Regions from separate parts of the Homo sapiens genome. Here region 1 is linked to region 2. Evidence: chromatin loops called from intact Hi-C (ENCODE). Cell type or tissue: ascending aorta. All regions are shown on one strand. Each heading gives the region's core, and the rest is flanking DNA. Links, peaks and the distances in the headings are about the cores only.

What was found. Peaks named below come from ENCODE experiments on the same cell type or tissue, not always from the same donor. Only the 100,000 strongest peaks of a DNase experiment are listed, where the experiment ranks them.
Region 1: it touches region 2 in a loop (7-fold over the local background); 36 of 110 quality-filtered maps call a loop at or near these places.

Annotation. Positions count from the first base shown.
Region 1 is chr2:111,118,854-111,125,093 of GRCh38, forward strand. BCL2L11 (BCL2 like 11) reads left to right here and starts at 2,061. Exons shown (of 4, transcript NM_138621.5): 1 at 2,061-2,335; 2 at 4,880-5,286. The coding sequence starts at 4,893. RefSeq lists enhancers at 1,266-1,345, 2,496-2,615 and silencers at 1,626-2,165, 2,499-2,793, 3,586-4,145. In ascending aorta, for the core only: a CTCF peak has its summit at 1,736; DNase peaks (open chromatin) are centred at 1,908, 2,588, 3,668, 4,408 and 2 weaker places; H3K4me3 peaks cover 3,566 bases; H3K27ac peaks cover 2,554 bases.
Region 2 is chr2:111,655,908-111,663,519 of GRCh38, forward strand. No RefSeq gene overlaps it. Among named protein-coding and RNA genes, the nearest start is that of MIR4771-2, 110 kb to the right of the region's middle. In ascending aorta, for the core only: no CTCF peak of the experiment used is centred there; DNase peaks (open chromatin) are centred at 3,624 and 4,084; H3K27ac peaks cover 1,878 bases.

The DNA of each region.
Region 1 (6,240 bases), core at 1,241-6,240, 540 kb before region 2:
AGGACCTCCCGACGGCGCGGGAGAAGGCTGTAAGGGCTCTTGGCCCCCGACGCGGCCTGGGTCTCGGGGGACGCATGAACCCGCCACCTCTGGCCGGCTTCCTTTTAGTGCCCCAAATAGCAGCGCTTAGCCCGTTGCTTCCCCCGACTCTTGTTTTTCAAAGTGTTCACAGGGTCGCGAGAGCGAGCGACGCGGGGGCGGCGAGGCTGCAAGGCTGCACAGGAACAGACGACAAGAAATAGGGCTTTCTTCTGCGTGGTTCTTTTCCGGTCCCTGTCTGAGTCGCCCGACCCCGCGGGGAGCGCGGAGCATTGCGGCGTGCGGCGGGCTTCGGGCTCTCAGCCCGCGCAGCAAGTTGTGTTGCTTTTCCCCGGGTGCGACGCGGGACGGCCGCGAAGAGCAAAGTTCGTCCGCGGTAGGAACTTCGAGGCCCGGTTAGGACCGATCTCCGGCCTCCGAGTCTACTTAGCCGTGTCCACGCTCGTGCCTTTTCCCTCTTGCAGCGAAATAACTGGGCGGGGCCCGACGCGCGTCCTCCAGCGACTCCGGGAACCCAAGGCCTCCTTCACCTCGCTCAAAATTCACCCGAAAATGCGCTGAGACTTTGGCATGGGGCTGCGCTGTGTCCCACTGACGTTACAGAAGCGCTTATGAATTTAAAAACTGCTCCAGGCGGCCGGACGGCGGGACAACGCCTCCTCACTTGCTCCTCTACGGCAAGGCCCCTTCCTTCTCCCTGCCGGCTGCGGTGGTGTGTAGGGTGGTCCCTTTACAGAGTTTCCTTAATCCATCTAGCCTGACCTCACCTGCGGGATGTTCCATTTCCCGATCCACCTCCCACACCCCCGCTGCAGTTGTCTAGAAGCTGGGGCTGGGGAACTGAGGCGCGGGAGGAGCAGACAGGAGGGCCGGGGTTGGGGCGCCAGCCACGCGTTGGGAGAGCAGACCCGGGTGCAGACTCAGAGGACTGGAGAGGCGGCATGGAGTTTGGTCTCCTGGGAGGTAGAGTGAGGTGCTGCGGACTCCAGGGAGGAAAGGGATGGGTGGGGAGGCGGGAGGGGAGGAGGGACGGGGTATTTTGCGCTCCCGCACCGCGGCCCGAACTCAGCTGTTCTGCCTTCACTGGCCTCAGCCAGTCGAGGGAGCTCCTACGAGGTTATCTGCGAGCCCAGCAAATCTTGGGGGTCCTAGCCAAATGCAGTGCGCAACGTTCTCTCTCACTTGGAGGCCGCCATTCACCTCGTTTTTTTTTTTCCTAAAAGGATTTTTTTTTCTGAGTGCTTTTTTCATTTCCCTATTTTACCTGCTTTGCACATGCCTCCCGCCCTCACCCGGGAGGCGGCGAAGACGCCCACTGGGACCGCGCCTGGCCGTTTTCTGGGCGCGTCCTGCCCCCACGGCCTCTGTCTCTTAGGGCGACTGGGCGCGGAAGAAAAGCTGGAGAGCCCCTGCGGGGTGGCAGGAGGAGGGTGCCTGAGTCCCGCGAGAGGCCCGGGCGAGGAAGATGCGCAGCCTGCTGATCCGCGTCCCGCCCGGCGCCAGGGACCCTCAGAGGGAGGAGAGCTCAAAGACCTCGCCCCGCGCCTTCGCGAGGACCAACCCAGTCCCCGCGCCTGCCCCAGAGCGGCTTAGAAACTCAGGGCACAGTGAGAGCGCAGGGCGCCTCCCGAGGCTTCACACCGCCGGCCGGGCCAGCGGAGGCTGTGACCGGAGCGCCCCCTCTGTGCCGCGCACGCCGCGGCCGCCGCCGGGTTGGGGTAGGTGAGCGGGAGGCTAGGGTACACTTCGGGGTGGGGGATGGGCGCGCACATGGCCGCCAGCAGGCAGAGTTACTCCGGTAAACACGCCAGGGACGGCGGCGCGCGCGGGAGGCAACCCAGCGGGGCAACCCCCGCCTTTACCTGTCCGAGCCTGCACGCGCCGGCGGCCGCGGCGCCGAGGGGGGCGGAGCTTGCCAGCCCGCGCGCCGGGGCGGGACCTAGCGGGGGCGGGGTCCGCAGTGATTGGGCGTAGGAGCGGGGCCGCCAGCCAGAGCTGGGCTGCAGGGCCGCGCAGGTTTCACTTCGCTCCGCGCAGCCGCCTGGTCTGCAGTTTGTTGGAGCTCTGCGTCCAGCGCCGCTGCCGCTGCCGCCGCCGCCGCCGCCGCCGCCGCCGCCGCCGCCGCCGCCACTACCACCACTTGATTCTTGCAGCCACCCTGCGAACCCTGCCACACTGCGATCGCATCATCGCGGTATTCGGTTCGCTGCGTTCCCGCCGCCACCGCCTCGGCGCCCTTTCTTGGCCCTTGTTCCCCCAAATGTCTGACTCTGACTCTCGGACTGAGAAACGCAAGGTAAATACCTCCAAATCCCGGGGCGCGGGCCTGGCACCGAAGGAAGACTAGCGCTGGAGCCCGAACGGCACCACCTACTGCCCGCTTCCCGTGCACGTGCGAGCGGAGACGCTTGCATCGGCGCCGCTTGTCGCCGGCGGGAGGTGGGGATCCGTGTGGATCGGGTTCCCTCTCGGGCAGGTTCTCTTTAAAGAAAAGTCGTTCACGCGGAACCTGCAGGCTCTTGGCCGAAGTGCGGCTTGGGACGGGATGCTGCGCGCGGGCCTGGTGAAGGGTCGTAGGTCCGGGCAGGAGGAGAGGCAGCGCGTGCCTTTCGGCGCCGGCCCGGGAGCTGAGGACCTGCTCGTAGTATCGGGCTGTGCGCCCAGCTGGAAAGTCTCGCCGCCGGCTCCGGCGCCCTCAGAGTAGCGGCCGCGCAGTGTGAGGGTGTTTCGTGTCTTGGTTTTTTGGGGCGCGTGGGCCTGTTGCGGAGGATTTGCGGAACTGCGGTGGTGATTTAACTGACGAGACACGGCTTTTCCTTTTACTCATTCAGGCCAAGGTTTCGGGGCCACTGCTGCGTTCGCTTTCTCAAGCGTACCTGGGGCCCCTGCTTGCTCTGCAGGAGTCCTGCGGCCTGTGCCATCCGCACGATTCCCTGGCAGCGAGAAATCTAGGTCCTCCCCTGACCACCTGGACCGCGCAGGGGACTAGTCGCGGCCGGCAGAACCTGCTCGGTCCCTGGGCCGGGCTATCTTAGCGGCTCACGCATGCCCGAGCACACCCGACCCGGTTCGCGGTGCAGGCTGGCGGCGCCGTGCCCTCTGGGACCTGTTGCCCCAGGGTTGGCGCTGCTGGTGGAGGGCCCGACGGACGCCAGGGCGGAGGGTGTGAATTTACTCGATGGTCGCGGACGTGCGCGTCCGCGGCCAGGGGTGGCTCTTCGGCTTTGACTCGTGTCTGCGGCGCACCAGGAGAGAGAGGAAGTTGTTGGAGGAGAATAGTTGCCACAGCCAGGGCGGTGACGGCCGTTAGGGTCTGCCCCCGACGGGCCAAAACAAGGACAAGTGGCGAGGACTGGGCCTGGGGATGGCCCTGCGGGTCCGGGCGCGGCGCAAGTCCTGCTTTGTCTCCAGGTGACTGGCTGTCCAGGACGGCGGGAGCTGCTAAGGCTTGTGTCCGGAAGGAGCACAGGGATGGGCAGGGTGGCCGGGCCAGCCGGCCCTCAAATCCTCCGACGAAGCGGCAGCCGCCACGACCACGGCCAGAGCAGCGCTCGGAGGCGAGTTTGTCAACAATCGCCTCGCCTTTGGCGGCCTGACCCGTAGGCGCCGCCCCCACCGCGGCTGCCGATTGGCTGCGGCGCGGAGCGACCGCGCGCGGACCAATTGGGAACGCGGGCACCCGGCGCCAGCGGCGCGGGGAGGTCGGCGGTGCCGGCGGCGGCGGGCGCAGAGCGCGAGGGGAGGAGCGGGAGGAGGCGGAGGATGTTCCCGGCGGCTGCGGCCGGGGCAGCGCGGGCCAGAGGCGCGGCGTGCGGAGCCCTCGGCTGCCCGGCGGAGCGCGGCGGCGGGCTGGCGGGAAGGCGCGGGCTTTGCGCTGCGCCGGGGACTCTGAACCCGAGTCCCGGGCTTTGTCTCCTGCGCTGCTTTCGTGGTGACGGTCAGGGGGCGCCCGGTCGGCGAAGGGCGCGGGCCGGACGCCGCGGGGCTTGGTCCCTGGCCCGGACGCTGCGCTCTGAAGGGAAGGCGCGGACGTGAGTTTCGGTGTGATTGCCTTCTGAGGGGAGGGTCTGTGGGATGAAGGCGGCGCGGCGCGCACCGGTGTCGCCTAGCCTGCGGACCTAGTTGTAGACCTTGCAGGCGTTCGCTTCGTCGCCCTCCGCCGCCCCCTCCCCATTTAGAGATGTGCACCTCACGGTGTGCACCTCAGAGAAGTTCTGTCTGATTCGGTGCGGCGTGCGGTACGGGAGCGGGAGGGAGGGAGCACGGGCGGAGAGAGCGCCAGAGCCGGGCCGAGCCGCGCTGGAGTTACAAACTCTATTGTGACGCACTTACTACGACTGACGGCCGCTGCCAGACCTTCCCCAGACTTGCTGCCCTCAGCATTTTCGGCAAACAATGGGGCCGGAGCAGGGAACGCGGCCAGCCGCCTGCAATCGCTGCATCTGCGCCCGCTCCTGTGCTCCGGCGTCCTACCTAACCCCGGGAAGTCAGAGCCGCTGGGAGTTTCTGACTTACTCGAAGAAGTCTGTCCTGGGCAAAGAGCACACACGAATAGACTTCAGATTAGCTGCTTCTCTGGAAACGCATGTGTGTGTGCACCAGTTCCGCAAGCTGTTGACATTGTTACTGTATTTTGTTTGGGGGTACCCTCTACCAAAAAAAAATTACACCTTTATTATTTTAGGTGCAATTTTTTTATTTGGGAGATTGTCAGAAAAGTATAGAACAAAGTATTTGGGATTAACCCTAAGAATTTTTAATCGCTAGGTGAGAGCTAATTTGTTTATTCATCGATTTTTTTTTTTGCTTAAAATAATCTTAGTTTTTATTTTACTTGCAGAAAAAAAGACCAAATGGCAAAGCAACCTTCTGATGTAAGTTCTGAGTGTGACCGAGAAGGTAGACAATTGCAGCCTGCGGAGAGGCCTCCCCAGCTCAGACCTGGGGCCCCTACCTCCCTACAGACAGAGCCACAAGGTAATCCTGAAGGCAATCACGGAGGTGAAGGGGACAGCTGCCCCCACGGCAGCCCTCAGGGCCCGCTGGCCCCACCTGCCAGCCCTGGCCCTTTTGCTACCAGATCCCCGCTTTTCATCTTTATGAGAAGATCCTCCCTGCTGTCTCGATCCTCCAGTGGGTATTTCTCTTTTGACACAGACAGGAGCCCAGCACCCATGAGTTGTGACAAATCAACACAAACCCCAAGTCCTCCTTGCCAGGCCTTCAACCACTATCTCAGTGCAATGGGTAAGCAATGCCTGGGTAAGAGGCAGTTGACGTGTGGATGGTTGAATCTGCTTGAAGGCTGTGTGTGGCATTTAAAATCCCCTTTTAAAACCCCGTAACTGATTTATTCCATCTTTAGATGGGAATGGAGGATGTGTCAAACTATCAAACCAACTTTTTTTTTTTTTTTTGAGATGAGTCTTGCTCTGTCGCCCAGGCTGGAGTGCAGTGGTGCAATCTCAGCTCACCGCAAGCTCCACCTCCCGGGTTCAAGCAATTCTCCTACCTCAGCCTCCAGAGTAGCTGGGACTACAGGCGCGTGCCACCACGCCCAGCTAATTTTTTCTATTTTTGGTAGAGATGGGGTTTCACCGTGTTAGCCAGGATGGTCTCAATCTCCTGACCTTGTAATCTGCCTGTCTCAGCCTCCCAAAGTGCTGGGATTACAGGCGTGAGCCACCGCGCATGGCCCACATCAACATTTTTACAAAGTTACTAACTTTTGTGGCAGTGATGAGTTGAGGTCCAAACATTAGCTTTCAGGTCTGTCTTCATTAAGCTAAAGTGTGTTTTAACCACCAGGCTTTACATAGTAATGACATTTTGCTTGAAAGGGAACTGATCATTTACAGAAAATAGCTTAATAATCAAAAGTGTAAAGAAAGATGACAATCATTTTTGAAAATAACACTTTTAAAAAAATGAACTAGTTCATGAAAGCAGTACCAACATAGAACCATGAAAATGGTTTGTTTTCTGCCTAAATTCCTCTTTGTGCTTATTGCTCAGAGGGTTTGGACATAGTACTAATCAGATTAGGTTGTAGGTTTTTATTTCAGGGATTAAAGGCAGTAGTAGGGTTTGAACCAAGAGTGGCTAACATAAATACCACAGAGGCCCACAGCAAAATCATGGAAGGAACTGACCTGGTGGAGACTGGTAAATTGGAGAGTATTTGCCCCTTCTATGTTTGGG
Region 2 (7,612 bases), core at 1,623-6,622:
CAATATATGTTACAAATCATAAAAACTTTTAAGGCTTTGTTCCAAAAGAGAGAAAAGAAAAAAGAAAATCCAAGAATGCAACTGGGGAGACTCTTAAAAGAGTTCTGCAAGCCCCTCACTCCCAGAGGGTCTTCAGTTGGTGAAGAGATTTACAGATTTACAGATTTTATAGTAATTTTACTAAAGATCAGATTTCTTAAAAAAAACAAAAACAAAACAAAACAGAAACTCTACCCAAAAGTTTCCCTTTCTTCTATTGATGCTCATTGACAATGCTATGGATAAATCACTCTCCCAAGAGTCTTGCTCTGGGAATTTATTATTTCCGTTTTTTGCTTTTTAAGTCACTGTCATTTGCTACGGTATGTGCTACTGGCATTACTAGTGACCCCGCAATGGGCTTGATGTTCTCAGCCCTGCCACAGCTAGGATGCCCTGGGCCTGCCACCTCCACGAAGGCACTCAGACTTCCGCATGGAGTAGGCAGTTCTGACCCAAACCTTCATACAGAGCCTCAAAGTACAACCATTCCCAATTGGGTTTGTTTTTATTGTTGGTGAGGAGGTAGAGTATGGTGTGGGGGCAGAAAGGGGGTTCTGTTTTGGGGAAACACAAGGCAAGGCAGAAAGCCACTCAGAGAGGCAAATAGGAGAGCAGCCTCTTCTGCAACCATCACACTTGGAGCCCACCTTCCAGCTGCGGGGACACAGTATTGTTATCTGTCGAAAAGGCAAGATGACGTCTGGGTGTCCTTGATGGAGCTCTGTGAGGCCCTGGGCCTCAAGTGGGCTCTCCACTCCCCTGCTGGGGTCGGCGTGCAAAGGGAGTGTGCCTGCTCCTTGAGTGCCTCGTCTTTCCACAGCAAAGGACGACGTGCGTGGATTTGTTCTTTGTGCTCCCAGCAAGGGTTAATCCAAGTAATGACTGAAAATGTCTTTGCCAAATACGTAAAACACAATCTCAGCCCCAAGACTAAATGGTTTCAATTCCCCTCCTGCTCGACATCCTCCCTCCTGCCTTCACGATAACTCCAGGCGGACGAGCCGGGCAGGTTAGCAAGCGCCAGGACTCCATCCTCCCACAGCCGAAGCACAGACCTCTCTGCCTTTCTCAGAATAACCTTGCTGCTATTCTTACTTCTGTTCTGTGTCACCTTACTTGAAGCTTTCTTTATTTTATTACCAGCCAGAGGGCAAAGGTTTCTTCATGGAGTGCCATCACCCACCGCTGCTCCCGGGTGACAAGGTTATTCCTTTCTGCTGGCCAGAAAGCAGCCACGACAGCCATGGCCAGCCCTGAGCCAGGGTAGAGAAGGGTGTGTGTCTGTTACCCAGGAAATTGGGGATTTCTCTCTCTCTCTCTCTCTCTGTCTCTCGGTCTCTCTCTCTGTCTCTCTAGCTCCCGCTCCTTAAGCTTTCCAGGTGTCTTACACCATATCCACTCTACATTTCCACTGCATTTCCATTTCCATTTCCATTCCATACTACGTTTCCACTGGGGCTCATTGTTAATGAAGCCAGTTCCCAATAATGCTTTTATTCAGTGGACTCAGGCACAACTGGACTCCAACCCAGCTCCCGAGTGACCAGCTGAGACCCCAAAAAAAGTCACTCAACCTCTGAGCCTCAATTTCCCCGCCCAACAAATAAGGATGATACAGGTCTTACTTCCTGGGAGGGGGGCAGTGAGACAGAGTGTGGAAAGTGTTAGTACAGGGCCTGGCACATAGTCAATGCTCAGTAACAGCTCCAGAGGTGCTGGCTGGGGTAGGACCATCCATGCTATGGACAGTGACAGCTGGGGGCAAAAAGATGCATGGCATCTAGTCGAATCTTTTCACTTTACGATGAGGAAACCAAGGCCCAGGAATTGGAAATGAGTTTCCCAAGGGTACTCAGACATGTCTAGGCACAGGTGGGATTGGAAGTCGCACCTCCTCACGCCCCATGCTCTCCCTGGGACCAGGCTGCCTAAGGCCTGTCACACTGCTTCACTTTCGACAGCTGGAGGTCTTATACAGAGGGTCTCAGCAGTGAGACTGCCCAGGTGAGGATGAAGCAGAAGGAAACCTGGTTCAACTTGGCATGTACTTTATATCCAACCGATACTTCTGATCACAATTACCAACCAAGCTTCTAAGATTGAAATATGATAGTGTTTTCACAGCTCATTATTTTTCCTGAGAAACAATGAGTGTAATAAAGACAATTAAAATCAAGTCGATGGCTCAAGAAAAGCCATCAACTTTGGGAGGCCGAGGTGAGCAGATGGCTCAAGTTCAGGAGTTTGAGACCATCCTGGGCAACATGGTGAAACCCTATCTCTACAAAAAAATACAAAAATTAGCTGGCCATGGTGGTGCATGCCTGTAGTCCCAGCTACTCAGGAGGCTGGGGTGGGAGGATAATCTGAGGCCAGGAAGTTGAAGCTGCAGCAAGCCTTGATTGCACCACTGCACTCCAGTCTGGGCAACAGAGCAAGACCCTGTTTCAAAAAATAAAAAATGAAAAAAAAAAAAAGGCCATCAGGTCAAACCCATGGGCTGTTCAGACTAGGATGTATCACTCACAGTCCTGGACATGAGGTGTTTGGAGAGGGCTTTCCTCTCAGAACCAAAAGATCAGTGGTTCTGACCACTAACCTTTAAGTGAGTGGTCCCTAAAATGCCCATGTTTCCTCCATAGCTCATTAGGGCTCAGTCTTAGTGTCAGCAACTATCCTTCTCATCAATTTTCAAACTATTTGGATTTTCAAGCAAGACCTTCTCTCAAAACCGTAAATTCCAAGGCCAGGCGTGGTGGCTCACATCCATAATCCCAGCACTTTGGGAGGCCAGGGTGGGTGGGCCACTTGAGGTCAGGAGTTCGAGACCAGCCTGGCCAACATGGTGAAACCCTGTCTCTACTAAAAATAAAAAAATTAGGGGGCATAGTGGCATGCACCTGTAATCCCAGCTACTCAGGAAGCTGAGGCAGGAGAATCACTTGAGCCCAGGAGGCAGAGGCTGCAGTGAGCCAAGACTGCGCCACTGCACTCCAGCCTGGGCAACAGAGCAAGACTCTGATTCAAAAACCAAAACCAAACAACAACAACAACAAAAAAAAAAAACAGTAAATTCCAAATGTTGACCAAGTTTTCTGTCCTAGACTTCTGTGTTGAGCGTTTTAAGGACTGTCTGGGGTCTGCGTCCACAGCGTGGTGTTTGTGCGTACCCCTCACCGCAGCACCACTGCCACCCTGAATCCTGCCATTGCTTGATCTCCCATCAAGCCTTTCTCAGCCTTACCCACTGAATTTGGACAACAACCCTGAGAGGCAGGTCCTGTCAGTCCCCTCACCTTACTTAGGAAGCATATCAGGTTCTGAGAGGGCAGAGCCTCACCCAGCAAGGAGAAGCCAGGATCTGAACCCAGGACTCTGTGATGAACAAACTTGTGCTGTGGTCTCATCAAAATACCTGTTTGTCTTTGTCCATGGTTTCTGGCACAGAGCTTCCCAAACCCTTCGCATTTCCTGAGTGATTCCACTGTGCTTTGTTATTCAGAAACAGCCCCTTATACAACTCCTACCTGAGTTTGCACAAAGGAGGTGGCCCTCGCATAGTTTCAGGGGAGAGGCTGGCCACGTCAGAAAGGCCAAGCACGTGATTAGAGAGTTGGAGGTTTCAGCCCCACGCCCTGATCTCCAGGGAGCAGAGGGAGCTGAAAATTTGAGTTCAGTCACATGCCAATGATTTCATCACACATGCCTACTTAGTGAAACCCTGGACAAATACTGCAACAGTGAGGCTTGGGGACTTCCTGGCTGGTGAACATAATTGACTCTCTGGGAGGGTGCAGCACCCTGACTCCAGCGGGACAGAAGCTCCTGCACCTGCCGCTGTCCCCGCCCCCACCCCTGCCCCAGACCTTGCTGCCCTACATCTCTCCATCTGGCTGCTCATTTGTATCCATTATAATAAAACTGTAGTTGTAACCTGTAGCACATTCCTGAGCTCTGTGAGTCATTCTAGCAAACCATCCAACCAGAAGGGAGGTCATGGGAACTCTCAAATTTGTAGCCAAGTTGGACAGAAGTATGAGTAGCCTGGAGACCCAGGACTTACAGCTGGTGCCTGAAGTGAGGACAGTCTTGCCAAGCCCCTTCACCTGTGGGGTCTGCGCCAACTCTGGGTAGTTAACATCAGAATTGAACTGAGGTGTGGGACACCCAGTTGGTGCCAGAGAATCCGTGCTGGACGGACAGGCCCTTCACCCCTCCCAGGCCCTGGAAGGAGCCTCGCCTTTCCTCCTCACCAGCTTCTCCCTGATCACATGCCTGTCTTTTGATGCAATCAATAACAATAACCGCACACTTTCTCCAGCTCAGAGGCTTCCTGATTGTGTTCCACATGGTACCAGATTGTTAATAGAGCATCAAGAGGGGTTGAGACCTCGTAATTTTAATACTGAGGGGCAGATAATCTAGCCTGCAGTGGGTTGAAAATACACGATGAGAAACTCAAAATGCAGTTCTCTCTCCTTCCCTTAAATAAGGTGTTCACATGGCCAGCATAAGGCATAATGCTCAGATGGAAATATTTTGAAACACAATTCTGAAAGGCCCATCATCAGTAACGTGTGGGGCAGAACACATGGGAATCCCCACTGAGCAGTGTGTGCCCGACAATCAGTGCTAGCATAATCGTTTCACAAAGGTTTAATAGACTACCTTATAAGGTAGCATACTTAGGCAATTGATTTGGGACTCAAAGGGCCTACTCTTTTTATGTATGTATTTATTTATTTATTTTTCTAGAGAGTCTTGCTCTGTCACCCAGGCTGGACTGCAGTGGCACAATCATGCCTCACTGCAGCCTCAAACTCTTGGGCTCAAGCAATCCTCCCACCTCAGCCTCCCAAAGCACTGGGATTACAGTCATGAGCCACCACACCAGGCCCATTTTGAAAGCTAAGTTTGCCCTAGATGATTCCCTCCTATGCTCACTGATGTTACCCACACATTGCTGATATGGTCGACAGGCCCTTTAAATAAAGTTTCCCTTTCTTTCGTTAAAACAGAGACCAATAATGGGGGATTTTACGTTCTTTCCACAAATTCACTGGGAAAACACACAGTTTTATTTAAGACCATTTTTCCTTTTGAAACCCAGCATGTGATTCTCTAGCTTATTCTCCTAACTCAACACATAAAATTCCCCATGTCCCTAATGTTCCCTCGACCTCCTCAACGAAAGTGAACTGAAGGCTCCTCCAACAATAATACTACATTACACATTTACATTTCCAAATTACTTTCACACACATTACCCTGTCTCATTCTTTTTCCAGAGCAGAAAAGCTATTGCCATCTTCCTTTTTAAATATGAGAAGACCAAAGCCTCAAAACTAATGGCAAGCATGTATTCAACATTTCTCCTGCATGGGCCCAAGTCAGTTCCATATATTTCCCCATTTGATCCTTTCAGCACCCTATGAGACCAGTGCTATTAGTGGCCCAGTTTACAGAGGAGGAAACTGGACTCAAAGAAGCCAAAGAGATTACTTAGGGCCATATAGGGAGTGAGTGGCAGAGCCAGGCTTCTTACTCCTGAGTATACAAGGCCACCTCTGTGGGCTCCCGGCCTGGGGCTTCTTACCACTGGGTGCCTGTCTAGGGTGTAAGCTTCCAGGCCTTGTTCCCCCGGGATAATCCAATAGATCTGGACCCAATGGCATGAGGGCACATGTGCCCTGTCTCTTTCAGCTTCTTCCTCCCCCAGCCCCTTCCTACTAATATTCTCCCTTATGAAGTTGATGGAGTCAACGTCAGTGGACAGAAAACTCGCACATCTACTCACTCCTCAGACCCCCGGCACCTCCTGCATCTCAAATCTCTCTCCTGCTTTCATGCCCACTCCCTTCTCCTGGGTCTCCCGCCACAAGGATGATTCCTTCCCAGCCTCCTTCCCTGGCACCTCCTGTGCCCTGAGGTGCAGTCGTTCTCCAACCCTCAACACTCAGTGCCACACCCCTGCCATCCCTTCAACCACTCCCTCCATGCGGAGGCTGCACGTTTCCAGACGGTGGAGCTAAGGCCTTCAATTTGTCATATGTTTGGCCTAATTACTGGATGCATAGTATGGGTGAAATAAACATTCGTTTAATTGAATCATAAACCTATAAATAGAAGTAGCTAATGGTTTAAATGAGTAAGGCATGGAAACCACTAATGATAGAAGAGTTAGACAGATGAACTTGCTTCTACTCACTTAATTCTCACCAAAATGCTACAGTAGATGACATTCTTGTTCTCATTTTGCACTTGAGAGAGGAGAGTTTTAGAGAGGTCAGGTGGTTTTCCCAAAATGACATAACTAGTAAATAGCACAGCCATGACTCCAATCGCAGCCCTCACTCCAGGCCCTTGCCTGGTCTGCAGCAGTAGCTGACTAAGTGGCCTTAGCCATTGTCCCCACCCCGCCAGTCTCCTGGGGCTCTTCTATAAAATAAGGGAATTAAGGTGGTGATCTCTAAGGCCCATCTCAACTCAGAAACCCTGCAGTCCTCTCTAGAGTTCTGTTAGTGACATGCATTCTGCCAAAAAAAAAAAAAAGAAAAAAAAATCACAGGGCCGGAGACTCAGATTTTGTCAGTAGATGTGATTCACACTGTACTTCCTGCCAATGCATGCAACCTCTGTGCAAAGCCCTGGACAGAGATGATTTTCACTGTAATTTGGGAAGGGTGCCTGAAGAAGGGATGAAGAGGGAGAGAAAAACATCTCTTTTCAAAGATAATAATGCCTAAGCCTCGCTTTATTTCATTTGTGAAAATCATTATGTATTTTTGGCCTGAGAGCAACATCTGAGGCTTAAACCGGGACCAGCTTTGAATTGCAGACACAAGCTGCTGGATGGGACTTGTGGTGTGCACCCATCCCCCAACTCCAGGCTGTGCTGAGACCCCAAGCCACCGGCCCTCCTGCCCTCTGGTTTCCTTTCTTGGGCTCCTCTTGCCCCAGGAAACCCCTTCTTGCCCTGTCCAGAGCTTTTTTCTTTCCTCACATCCCAGTCAGACTGTGGGTGCCAGGAGCCCCCAGCAGGACCCAGTCCCTCTCCCCACCAGTGCCTGGCTCTCCTTCCTCCCAGCTCTGGCACCTAGAGAGCCCATGTCCCTCATACAGCTACCTCCTGCAACTCCAAGACGTGCCAGGTCCCAGAGGACCCTTGGGAAGCAAAGGGTGGACTCTGTTTTGCATTTTTGCATTTTTCTCCTGCAGAACAGCACCCAGGCAGTTAGACCATTGCTCACAGCCTGACACCCAGCTTCTGAGTCAACCCAGAACCTGCCAGAGAAGGTGAAACCGAGAGGCTAAACCAGGAACCTCTGTGAATCTCAGCCAGGAACGGAGCAAACCACAGACTCTCCCAGAACCAGCAGCGAGGGCAGGGCAGCAACCTTGGAGGCCGACTCGGCTATGCTTTGACTCTACATTCATCCCCAAGGAAGCAAGGCTTCTGTAGGCAGCACTAAGGACAAGGATGCCCAGGGCCCTTCACAAATCCTACACATCAGTGGGACAGGCAGGAATTGGCTTCTTACGAACACCAATAGGGTTGAGCATGGTCTGG